Linked DNA regions of Homo sapiens: region 1 is linked to region 2. A link is a loop called in an ENCODE intact Hi-C map of the cell type or tissue named here. Cell type or tissue: PC-3. All regions are shown on one strand. Each heading gives the region's core, and the rest is flanking DNA. Links, peaks and the distances in the headings are about the cores only. Region 1 has its middle 38 kb from the start of ASMER1. Region 2 overlaps NRIP1 (nuclear receptor interacting protein 1).

Region 1 (5,384 bases), core at 156-5,155, 96 kb before region 2:
TAATTGCTAAGGCAATTTGGGTACCTAGGCATGATGTTTGATGGTATATTTCTTAGGTTGCTATTTGGTTTGGTTTAGAGGGGGGAGAACGTGGTTGATAAGGCCTCTTATCTCTCTGTAGTCCACAGTTTCAAATCCCAATTCTACCAGTTTACAACCTTACCCAAGGGGGAAAGATGCTGAGAAAAACAAATTTTATTTTAAATATGCAGACTCACAAGAAACTTCCTGTCTTCCATGAGAGTAAAAAAGTACGACTATCCTCTATATAGTTAGGTTAGAAGTCTTCTTGGTTTCCTCAAGCTAGAAAGGAGCTTATAGGAAGAGAACAGCATAGGGAAGATCCCCCTTTCCTTAGCAAAGCTAGGGACATTGTAATTCGAACTTCTCTGTCCTCCTGCTAAATACATCTAGCTGTCTCCATGGTCCTTGTAAGTCCATAGATACCCACCTGAAAATGCCCCCTTTATTTGAGAAATACAGTCTTGAAGCATGGCCTCATATTGGACAGAGATCATAATGAGTCCTCTTTCTCAGTATTTCTTGGTGAGGGAAGAGGGACTATTCCATCCCCACTGTAAACAGATCTCCTCATCCTGGATATGCTCTATATTTACATTGTTCAGAGCCATCTGGAATGATCTAGAATATAACAAGAGTGATATCAACCCAGACCTTACTTTCTCTCTTTGGGGTGGGGTGGGGATAGGAAATGAGGTTTTTGAGGAGGGCAAATAAAATGCAATAGTTAAAAAATAAAATGTTGATTACATTAATTTCTGGCATCAGAATAAAAGGAAATCATAACTATCAGCACAGCTCCCCAGCTACTCGGGAGGCTGAGGTAGGAGAAGTGCTTGAACCCAGGAGGCGGAGGTTGCAGGGAGCTGAGATGGCACCACTGCACTCCAGACTGGGGGACAAAGCAAGACTCTGTCTAAAAAACAAAAACAAAAACAAAAACAAAAAATGTATGTACTAGGCACTCACTGAATGTAAGATTAAGAAGATGCACTTTCTTGCCTTCAGAAGGAATACAAAGTTACAAAGTATGTTGTTAACCATTGTAATAAGTGCAATAAGCATTTGGTATTTCAAAGGGCTGAGAAACACACTCTGTCCGACAATAGTGAATTAGGGAGGGAGGGCTTCTTTGAGGAAGTAAATGTGTTAGGTTTGAAAGATGAACAGGAGTTTACCAGGTTCCCAATGAGCAAAGGAAGGAAGTATTTTAGGCAGAGAATGTTACATGACTGAAGTCACTGATGCCAAGAAAGCAGGAGCACTCAGGAAATAGTGATACAAAGTTGATATAAGAGATAAGCTTTTGTTTTCACATCAATTTAATACACTTTTATTAAGCACCCACCGAATCACCAAAAACCTGGTGGTTTGGTCTTCATAGATAAGTTGCCACCCTCAAAGCCCTCTACTGAAGGCGCACTCATGCTACGTGCCAAGTTCATAAGTGACACTGGTTTCTTGCATTTCCATACCGCCACGGACCCGGATTTCCTTGGGGATCTGAAATAGCCTAATGCTAATTCCAGCTTCTATGCTGGTGAGGGTATTATCAGCAAGGAATTAGTTGAACCATACTCAGCAGGAGAGTATATTCTCTGCTATGATTGATTCTGGATAGTTCAGAAGAATGCAATCCTATGAAACATGATATATTCATTGGCTAATTTTCAGGACAGACCATGAATTCTGATCCCAGGCTCACCGCAGTACTATCGTCAGCTTCCCTGATAAAAGCAAAGCTTCTGAGATGCTCTTGCTATTGTTTGGAGGAAGGTATGGTTCAGCAGGTAATTAGGTTTTTATTGGCAAAATCTGCAAAGTTCCCATTCTCGTTTTAAGAACCAGTTTCTCTTATCAGGACTTTCCTAGTAGAGATCATATTTCTGCAGGAGATTTGAGAAGGCAGAAGGGAGAATGTCTGACCTGGCCCAGATAGATCATGAGCCCTAGGCTAGAGGTGACTAGGGAGGCTGGGACTTGCCTCAGGGACGTGGTTGCGCCCCTACATTATACATTACTTAGTTTCCTTCCAGACAGGGAGGGGAGCCTTTCATTTTTTTGTTTGAGATCACCTTTCATTCATTCTCTCATTTGGCATACATTTGTTGAGTAACTGCTATGTATCAAGATATGAACCAGGTGGCTCATGCCTGTAATTCTAGCACTTTGGGAGGCTGAGGTGGGCAGATCACTTGAGGTCAGAGACGGGCATGGTGGTGCACGCCTGTAATCCCAGCTACTGGAGGGGCTGAGGCAGGAGACGGGCTTGAACCCGGGAGGCGGAAGTTGCAGTGAGCCAAGATCGCACCACTGCACTCCAGCCTAGGGGACAGAGCAAGTCTCTTTCTCAAAAAGAAAAAAAAAAAAAAAGAGATATATACTGGGCACTCACTGAATGTAAGATTAAGAAGATACACTTTATTGTCTTTAAAAGGAATGCAAAGTTACAAAGTATGTTGTTAACCATTGTAATAAGTGCAATAAGCATTTGGTATTGCAAAGGGCTGAGAAACACACTCCGTCCTACAATAGTGAATTAGGGAGGGAGGGCTTCTTTGAGGAAGTAAATGTGTTAAAGTTTTAAAGATGAATAGTTTACTAGGTTCAGAATGAGCAAAGGAAGGAGGTATTTTAGGCAGAGAATGTTACGTGACTGAAGGCACTGATGCCAAGAAAGCAGGAGCACTCAGGAAATAGTGAGTTCTTATTTGGGAATGTTTGAATATGGAATGATTGGTGATGATGCACAGAATGCTGTTAGAGGGTAGGAGAACGAGTTGAAAAGGTGAAAATGCAGGCAGAGCCAGAAGTCTAAGGAGCTTGGAGGACACAGAATTAACCCCATGGGCTCACACTGGACACTAGTAGTTGTATCACTTTTGTTCGGCTAACACATGGATTTTTCTTGTTTTAAAAATATTTGAACTAGAATAACTTTACCTCCTCCATTTAAGGTAGAGCCACCCCTTCCTACAGTATTCCACCAGAAGCCTTACATTCTTTACTACTCCCCCAGGCCCCTAAAGACAAGTGAGTGTGCAATTTCATGAGCAATAAAAAGTCACCAGAGGATTTTAGGCAGATTTAACAGATTTGTATTTTAGAATGATTGCTCTAGCAATAGTGGCTATTATCACAACTGGGAAGGGGAAGCAGGCCCAAGTAGATGCTAGAGCAATAACTGAGGTGAGACATGATAACGCTCTGGGTTAAGGCAAAAGATATGGGTTGTAAGCTACAGATTAGGAAAGTCTTCAAAAAGTGGCTAGCGTAAGAAGAATCTGCTGAGGACCAACATTTTTAGAAATAAGCAAATTCCCAACAAAGGGATAGAAGAACAAACTGGGGAGAATGGCTGTATACTGAATTCAAGATTGGGGCATGTTGAAATTTAGCTAATAGGTTGACAAGCTGGATATTCATGAGTGGTAGGAAACAGAAGACAACTAGACAATTAGAAGGAACTTGGAATACAGTATGAGGTGCTTGAAGACATAGGGATGGCTGTTTCTGCTCAAGATGTAATGAAGGAAGAGACAGCTGTAAGGCAGAATATCGGCAGTTATGGGAAAATAAATCTGTTATGAGACCAGATGAAATTAGCATTAAGAAGAGAACTAGGAGACACTGGGTTGTGAAAACCAAAGAGAAAAATGGGTCAATGGCTTGCCCAGGCCAGAAATGCAAGTAGAAGGAGTTGCTGCTTCTGACTCAGGCCTGCCTGTTTTCTGAGTGATTTTTGATTGCTACACTCTTGGTATATATCATCTATAATAGTCAAAGTAGGCCAGAACTTCACCCTTAAGCATCTCAGTCTCCCCAGAACAGGCCTTTCCAGAGTGAACTACAAGCAGGAAATCTCCCCTTCAGAGGGCTGTCTATTCTTTGGCAGGTAGACCTGACTTTAGTAGTAAAGGCACAAAATTCTCTGGGATGCAAGCAATTCCAAAGGGATCTAAAAGACCATCCCTGCTGCTTACTTTGGAAAGATTATCATGATTATCTTTATTAGCACAGAACTATGTAAAGTGAGGTAGATTTTATTATGGAGGTGAAAGTGTGGGTAGGAGCAGGTAATCATGCTTGAGCCCACTAAGCCCTAAATTCATCTACCCTCTCTCTGGTCAGACTATCCCCAGAGTTTAGCCATGTGTAAGTCCCCATTCTTGACTCCACTTAGGAGATAAAAATCTCTTTGTGGATGTTGTTGGGGGTGGGGAATGGAAGCTTCCCCCCTGCCCCGACATTGTTGTCAACTGTCCTTAGAAAAGCAGAAAAGAGCAAAGAGCTCTATGGACAAAAGCCCAGATTTTTATGGACACAGGGAAAGGCCACTGCAGCTTTAAAGAAACACTTTCTCTGTTGAAGTGGGGTCGGAAATGTAATGGAAGTAGGTAGCAAACTCAAAGGTATGGTCTTGTGAGAAAAAGTATTTATTTGTTATAGGAAAGCAATCAGGGAAAAGGGAGAGAAAGGCCTTCGCTAGAGATCTAAAGCTTATTGATCAGTGTGTGTTACAGCATTGAACCCACTGGTATTATTCCCATACTTTAGTCTCTCCCACAGACTGGATTGAGCCCGTTTTTATCCACATTAGGCTATCAGCACTCTAAGTGCTTTTCTAATGGACATTTCCCCCCCAAAAGTAAGGTAATTGAAAGGAGAAAGCCATGATTTAGAAGTTGCGGAAGTGGCGAAGGTTTGTATTACAACTTTGGTTTTTGAAAGTGACTACAAAATTATGAAGGGGAGAGAAACAGGATCTCTCCCAGTTTACCTAAGCATTTCTATATACTCAAAGACACCACTGTGAATCAAACAAGAACATAAGAAAACTCAGAAGACATGGGCAGAGAAGCAAAATGGCCAGGTACGATGTAAAATGTAATGAGGCTAGCTAGCACATCCAACCTGGTGCTAAAAGTCTTTTAAGGACTTGAAGCTAGCTTGTGGAAAGATCAGCTATTAATGTTTGCCAGAGGCAACCCTTAGGCCTTTAGAGAAAATTGTAGTTTTCCAATGATAAGAAAATTACCCCATGGTTCTATTCTTGAATTATTTTATCAATTAGCTAAGGGAAAATACAATCTCAGACAATGCACTGTACCTGCACTGCGGCTCTATTGTGTGGCATCGTTCACATAGCTTTCCAAAAATGTGGGCTATGACAACTATAAAACGTTAGGTCATTTTCTTTTCCAGATGTGATCTCAGAGGTGAATGTTTCTCAGCTGAAGTGAGGAAAATGAATATTCCAAAAGGATTGCAGCTTTTCTTAAGGTTTGGAACACATACCAATGAAGTTTGGTAAAGGCAACAGAGGGAAAGCAGGTGGTTGTCTAGGACTTTGTGTCAACATA
Region 2 (5,384 bases), core at 289-5,288:
CACTTTGGATTAGCTTAGTTTTAAAATAAATGCATACATATACATAATAAAATACTAATTCCTATTGTTATCTACATATAACTTTCAGTGACCACATCTTGGTATTTTAATTTTCTTTCTATAAGAAACAATTCAGAGTCAGACATGAAATATATGTGTGTAACTAGGTAACAGGCAATATTTGGTTCCTATTCTTTGACAAGGATAAGCTATTGAGACCAATCAGAACCTTCCAATGTGTTTCCAATGTTCTTGGCTACATTTCTACTTAAACTCAAACCTCAGGAAGAATATAATCTGTTAAGATAACTTTTGTTTTTCTCAAACATTCTCTCTCTGCCTATCCCAAAAGAATCAATCAATGCTTTATGTTACTAAGTTCACTGATTATGAGGACAATGTCTGAAGATTTCATACACATAATATTGGGATCTTCCCTTTCCTTGAATTTCAGAATATGTTGGAGCCAATTTCTATAACCAAAACGTAGTATTTGTGTATCTTTAAATGAGCTACAATCCAGAACTGAAAATGAACTATACTAATGGCATCGCACTTAACAACTTTCAATGAAGAAAGAAATAGGTTAGAGTCTAAGTTCAAACACACTTCAAACTCACGTGACCACAGTAAATCCTACCCTTAAAGCAAGTACATATGTGTGTATTGTTTATGTTTCTTATTTTCTGTATATTATGATGGTTTTGACTCCTTTCTGGCTGGGAAGAGATTGCCCCTCTAGGGGCCAGCCAACGCTTAGAGAAGGCAAAGGACTCAGCGTGCCTTTCACATGCAAACTAAACAATCCACAGCGATACCTCCTCTACCTGACCCATACACCCAGGAGGCAATATTCCCCTGCCTGGTATCTACCAGGCAAACTAGGGATCACTCTTACAGTTTAGAGCCTGTATACCTATAACTTATTCAAAGCTACTATTATTACACACCTATAGCTTATTAGTAGTAGTAGCAGTAGCATTTACCTACAGCTAATGCAAACTAGCGAATCCTAAACTTGGTTACCCGCCCTGCCTTGCCTTTCCCACAGATACTCCAGAAACGGCTGCAGCCCGGTCTCTCTTCTAGCTCCTGCCCCTTTGGCCCCTAGACCAACACTGGGGCTTTCTCATGTGGCCCTGAATGGCATGCTGTGCCTCCGAGAACTCATGAGTATAATAAACTTTGTTTTCCTGAGCCCCTCCTGGGTCTCCTTTTCACATGCACCTGACTGACCACATAAAAGAACACAGAACTCTGTGTGTGTGTGCGCGTGTGTGTGTCATTTTCATTTTATTTTCCCTTGTTCAGGTGGTCAATAAAAAATTATTACACCTTTAAAAAGAGGTACCTAAATAAACAAACCTACCAATTCTGTATGCAAAATTAAATCCTGGACTGGCAGTGTTGCTCAGATAACACTCAGAAAAGAACAATGTGACTGAAACTGTAAGGAACAGGTCAAAAACACTCCATTTAAAATGTGAACACCTGCTACAGAATATTTTGATTCACAAGTCCATCTAGGAAATATTTTTCTTCCTCCCTCACCTGTTCCCCCACCTATCTTGCATTCAACACCATAAACAGCACTTATCCCCCATTATAAAACAGTTGACGGTTAAAACAATGAGCCAACCAAGAAAGTATAATACTCTATAACTGACATTTACTGCATTGGCCTTGGACTTCTAATCTTTACCAGACGGGCACACAAATCAATCCATCAGCTCATAAAGGTGTGCTTTTTTAACCTCTAAAACAGATGGGATTGGCCAGAAGTGTCTGGCATGTCAAACTGCTAATCACTGCTGCCCTTTGCACAAAATAACCCACTTAAGTTGAGGCATGGTTGCACTGTAACCGACATTAGTCTGTGGGAAACCCATTTAACTGTCACACACTCCTGCCACTCCTGCTCTCCCTTAATTAAGCCTAATGCCTTATGCTTTGACCTTTTGTTCTAGCCTATTAACCCTATCTAGTACAAGTTCAATTATGTTAAGCTAAAAACTTTGCTGTAAAATATTAAATGCCAAGCTCAAAAAATCATAAGGGACATCCTCTCAGCCCTAAGTTCTATTCACCCTGATACTCAATACATTTGAAAGTAAAACCTCACTTTCGAAGTAACGCTGATACTGAAGCAAGGAGATGTTGAATGACTCACCCATTTCATAGCTTTTCCGTGGCAAAGCCTCACTAAAACCTATCTAATCCCTAGCTCCAATTCTTTAATCTCCATGGTGCTTCTGATTAATAGTTAAACCACCCGGAAGTATGTTAAGGATACTAACATTTTCACCCCGAAGTATTATCCTTCGCCATCCTCTAGAATATGCTATGCAAAGAGGCCTAAAACAAAATAAACTGCGACTTCAGCAGCTGAGAAGTAATGATTCCTTTCCCCTCCCACACATCAAAACTTCCTATCCTATCCCCTCACTACTTTTTTTCCTTTTTAAAAGTAACAATGGTCATTGAGAACTACTAAATCCTGCAACACTCACAAGGTAGTATGTACAACCACAGTTTTCCCCCGCGATACTTCACTGAAGTATTCAATACAGCCAATGACTTAAACTACAGAAGGTAATTACAACTTGCTACTTATCCTCACTGGACAAATTCACGCAGCATATCTTTTCAAATACGTCTTTTTTACACCTATATGCATATGAATTGCTGCTCACATTTACCAGAATTCCAAAAAACACAATGAAAAACACTTCCTAATTCACTGTAAAATAAAACAAAACGTAGTCCAAAGTAACATGCTATCATTAAAGATAGTTTTACCACAGTGATGTATACTGTTATTTTTCCTTCCATTTACTTCATACAATTAAAAAAAAGGTTCCTACCACTCTCACTGTGACACATAAACAACTTAAAGATCAGTAACATAAAACAAAATTTGAATTTCTGATTGGTATAAAGAAATCCATATTAATTTTAGATTTTCAAAAGATTTAAAGTCAGATTTTAATTTTACTTTTGTTGACTGCCCAAAGGCCCATTTTTACCTATTCTCAATATTAACAAATATTGTCAGCTTTTGCCTTTAGCAACCCTAAACTTTACAGTTTTAAAGTAACATGCCATTAAACAGAATATACAATGATTTTGCAAAAGCAAGATCGTTTAGAGTACTGCCAAAACAATGAATAATCTCAATGAGATAATTTATTAAAGGAGGAAAAAAGAGAACGAGAGTTTAAAATTCACAGTGAATGTGTTTGTGTTGTTAGAATGATGCCTGCAAAGGAAAGCATTCCTTGGCATTATCGGGAGGAATACCCATGGATGTGTAAAATGTAAAATAAATAGATAGATGTATGGTCAAAGCTAAGCAAACACTTGTATCAGGGGCAACTACCAGGAACTTTAGTTTTATTCACCCTTTTCATTGCAAAGGATAATAGTGTTAATTTTGATCAGATGTCATGCCTTAGCTACAACTTTTAGTTCATGAAATAAAAATTAAGTTTGGGTGTCTGCTGAGGAATCCAACAGTGGGAAATTCACACTCACAACTAATTTATAGAAATTCACACATTTCTATAACATACCGACTGACACTAATGAACAATGAGGGAAAAAATTGTTCAGGAATTCAGGATAAGTAAGCACTGGAGGAAAGCACACAGTAGAACACAGTGCATAAATAGTAAATGTGCTCATTTTTCTGCCCTTTTACTTCATATATTAGTCCATTAGCTTGTTCCTTTTTGCTATGATTTACAAGCAGGTGAATACACAGAAATATGAGCCAAAAGAAATATACTGTCAAATACTCATGAAGTTACCTTTGTTAAACAAAAAAGAAACAACAAACAACTTTGTCTTCACAAAGCAAGAAACTAGGTTAAAGTTATTTTAAGAGCATCTGTTAAAAATCAGTGTTATAAATATATATCCATATAATTTATTTTCTATTAGCATTTTAAAATAAATTTCTCGTCTAGAAATCTCTGAGCTCCATTTCAAAATAATTTTATTTTCTGTCTCTTACCAGCAGTTATTAATGTAGTTGAATATGACTCTTAGAAAAGAGTCAGGAAATTCACCTTCAGTGAAGAGCAAATCCTAATTTTTAAAACATAGATGGGCTTCATATACTACTTAATCCCATAACTTACCAAGTTCTGAATCATCAACTGTTCTTGATACCCTCTTAACTTTTAAGGTTACTGCACACCAAAATGAACTCTGGATGTGAAATGTTAAGATTTCCACCTTACCAAGCCGTCAAATCCAAGGCAGTTAAGTGTGCCCAGCTGGCGGGTCCCTTTGACTACAGGAAGTGATGCTAAGGAAACTGCCTAGTAGGCTCCAGAAATATTTGTATTCATTTCCTTACAAAAAAAATGTTGCCCCCAAAGATTTTGCTAAACGTTTTCTAATATAATTTGCGTATTACTGAAGAAATGTAATATTACAAAACAAATTATTTCAAGTACCAATTAATTATAATGTCAATAACAGTCAGTTTCACTTTTTCCCTCATAATTAGTATGCCTGGAAAGAAGAAGATACATTTTAAGGAAAAAATATTGTTCCTTTTAAAAGTCCTAATTTAAACAGACTAAAGAAAAAACGTGGAAGAGCTTCCATTATTCATAAGTTACACATAATAATTAACAACTGCTATGCATAAATACATAAAGGTTCTACTGCTGTGCCAAATTTTGCCAGTGGTTGGGACTGGTACAGTTCAATTTAACAAATGCTTATAGACATCCTTCTGTGTGCCAGACACTTACAGGACCAACAGTACACTGATGAATAAGCTCCTATTCATGGAGTTCTACCAAGGAAAACAGCTATAACACAAGTTTAACTTTTACAATCAGGGCGTACACAAAACTGTGAAAGAAAATCTGATCTTGTTAGAGGCTTGGGGACAGAAGTAAGCCTACAAACTCCCTTGCCCACTGTCCCATGAGGGAGAATATTCCTTTCCAATTTGTTTCACCAACATCAGGAACGTGGCCAGTGTGTGGTCCATGAAAAGGTCTACACATAGGTTTCTTCTCTCTTGCTCTCTTTTCTAGGGGTGTAGACCAACGTGCACTTGGTTCATGGCACATTATCACCACTGGTCCACACAGTGCCCCCTCATCTTATTTGTTACCTTTCTCAAGAGAATAGAGGAATGGGGTCCATAAACTTTGAGATATGTTTCCAGTTGAACCAACAGACCCAACCACCTACATTAATGGTGTTGGAATACTACTCATCAGTAAAAAGTAGAGCTGGCCTGTGAGTGTTCTGGTCAACTAAAGGTATCTGGCTCTCTTTGTCTGCAAATAAATAGCAAGTCTCCCTACTTCTTTTTAAATAAAATTCCAAATGTACGTAACATGTAAAACAATGCCACT

Evidence for each region. Hi-C counts contacts between places; a loop is a spot of excess contacts. Peaks named below come from ENCODE experiments on the same cell type or tissue, not always from the same donor. Only the 100,000 strongest peaks of a DNase experiment are listed, where the experiment ranks them.
Region 1: a loop joins it to region 2, with 2.5 times the contacts of the local background. A loop is called at or near these places in 6 of 110 quality-filtered maps.

Annotation. Positions count from the first base shown.
Region 1 is chr21:14,954,290-14,959,673 of GRCh38, forward strand. No RefSeq gene overlaps it. Among named protein-coding and RNA genes, the nearest start is that of ASMER1, 38 kb to the left of the region's middle. In PC-3, for the core only: no CTCF peak of the experiment used is centred there; DNase peaks (open chromatin) are centred at 1,992 and 2,722; H3K27ac peaks cover 3,020 bases.
Region 2 is chr21:15,050,015-15,055,398 of GRCh38, forward strand. All of the region lies in intron 1 of NRIP1 (nuclear receptor interacting protein 1), which reads right to left. Among named protein-coding and RNA genes, the nearest start is that of NRIP1, 12 kb to the right of the region's middle. In PC-3, for the core only: no CTCF peak of the experiment used is centred there; no DNase peak of the experiment used is centred there; H3K4me3 peaks cover 3,069 bases; H3K27ac peaks cover 3,431 bases.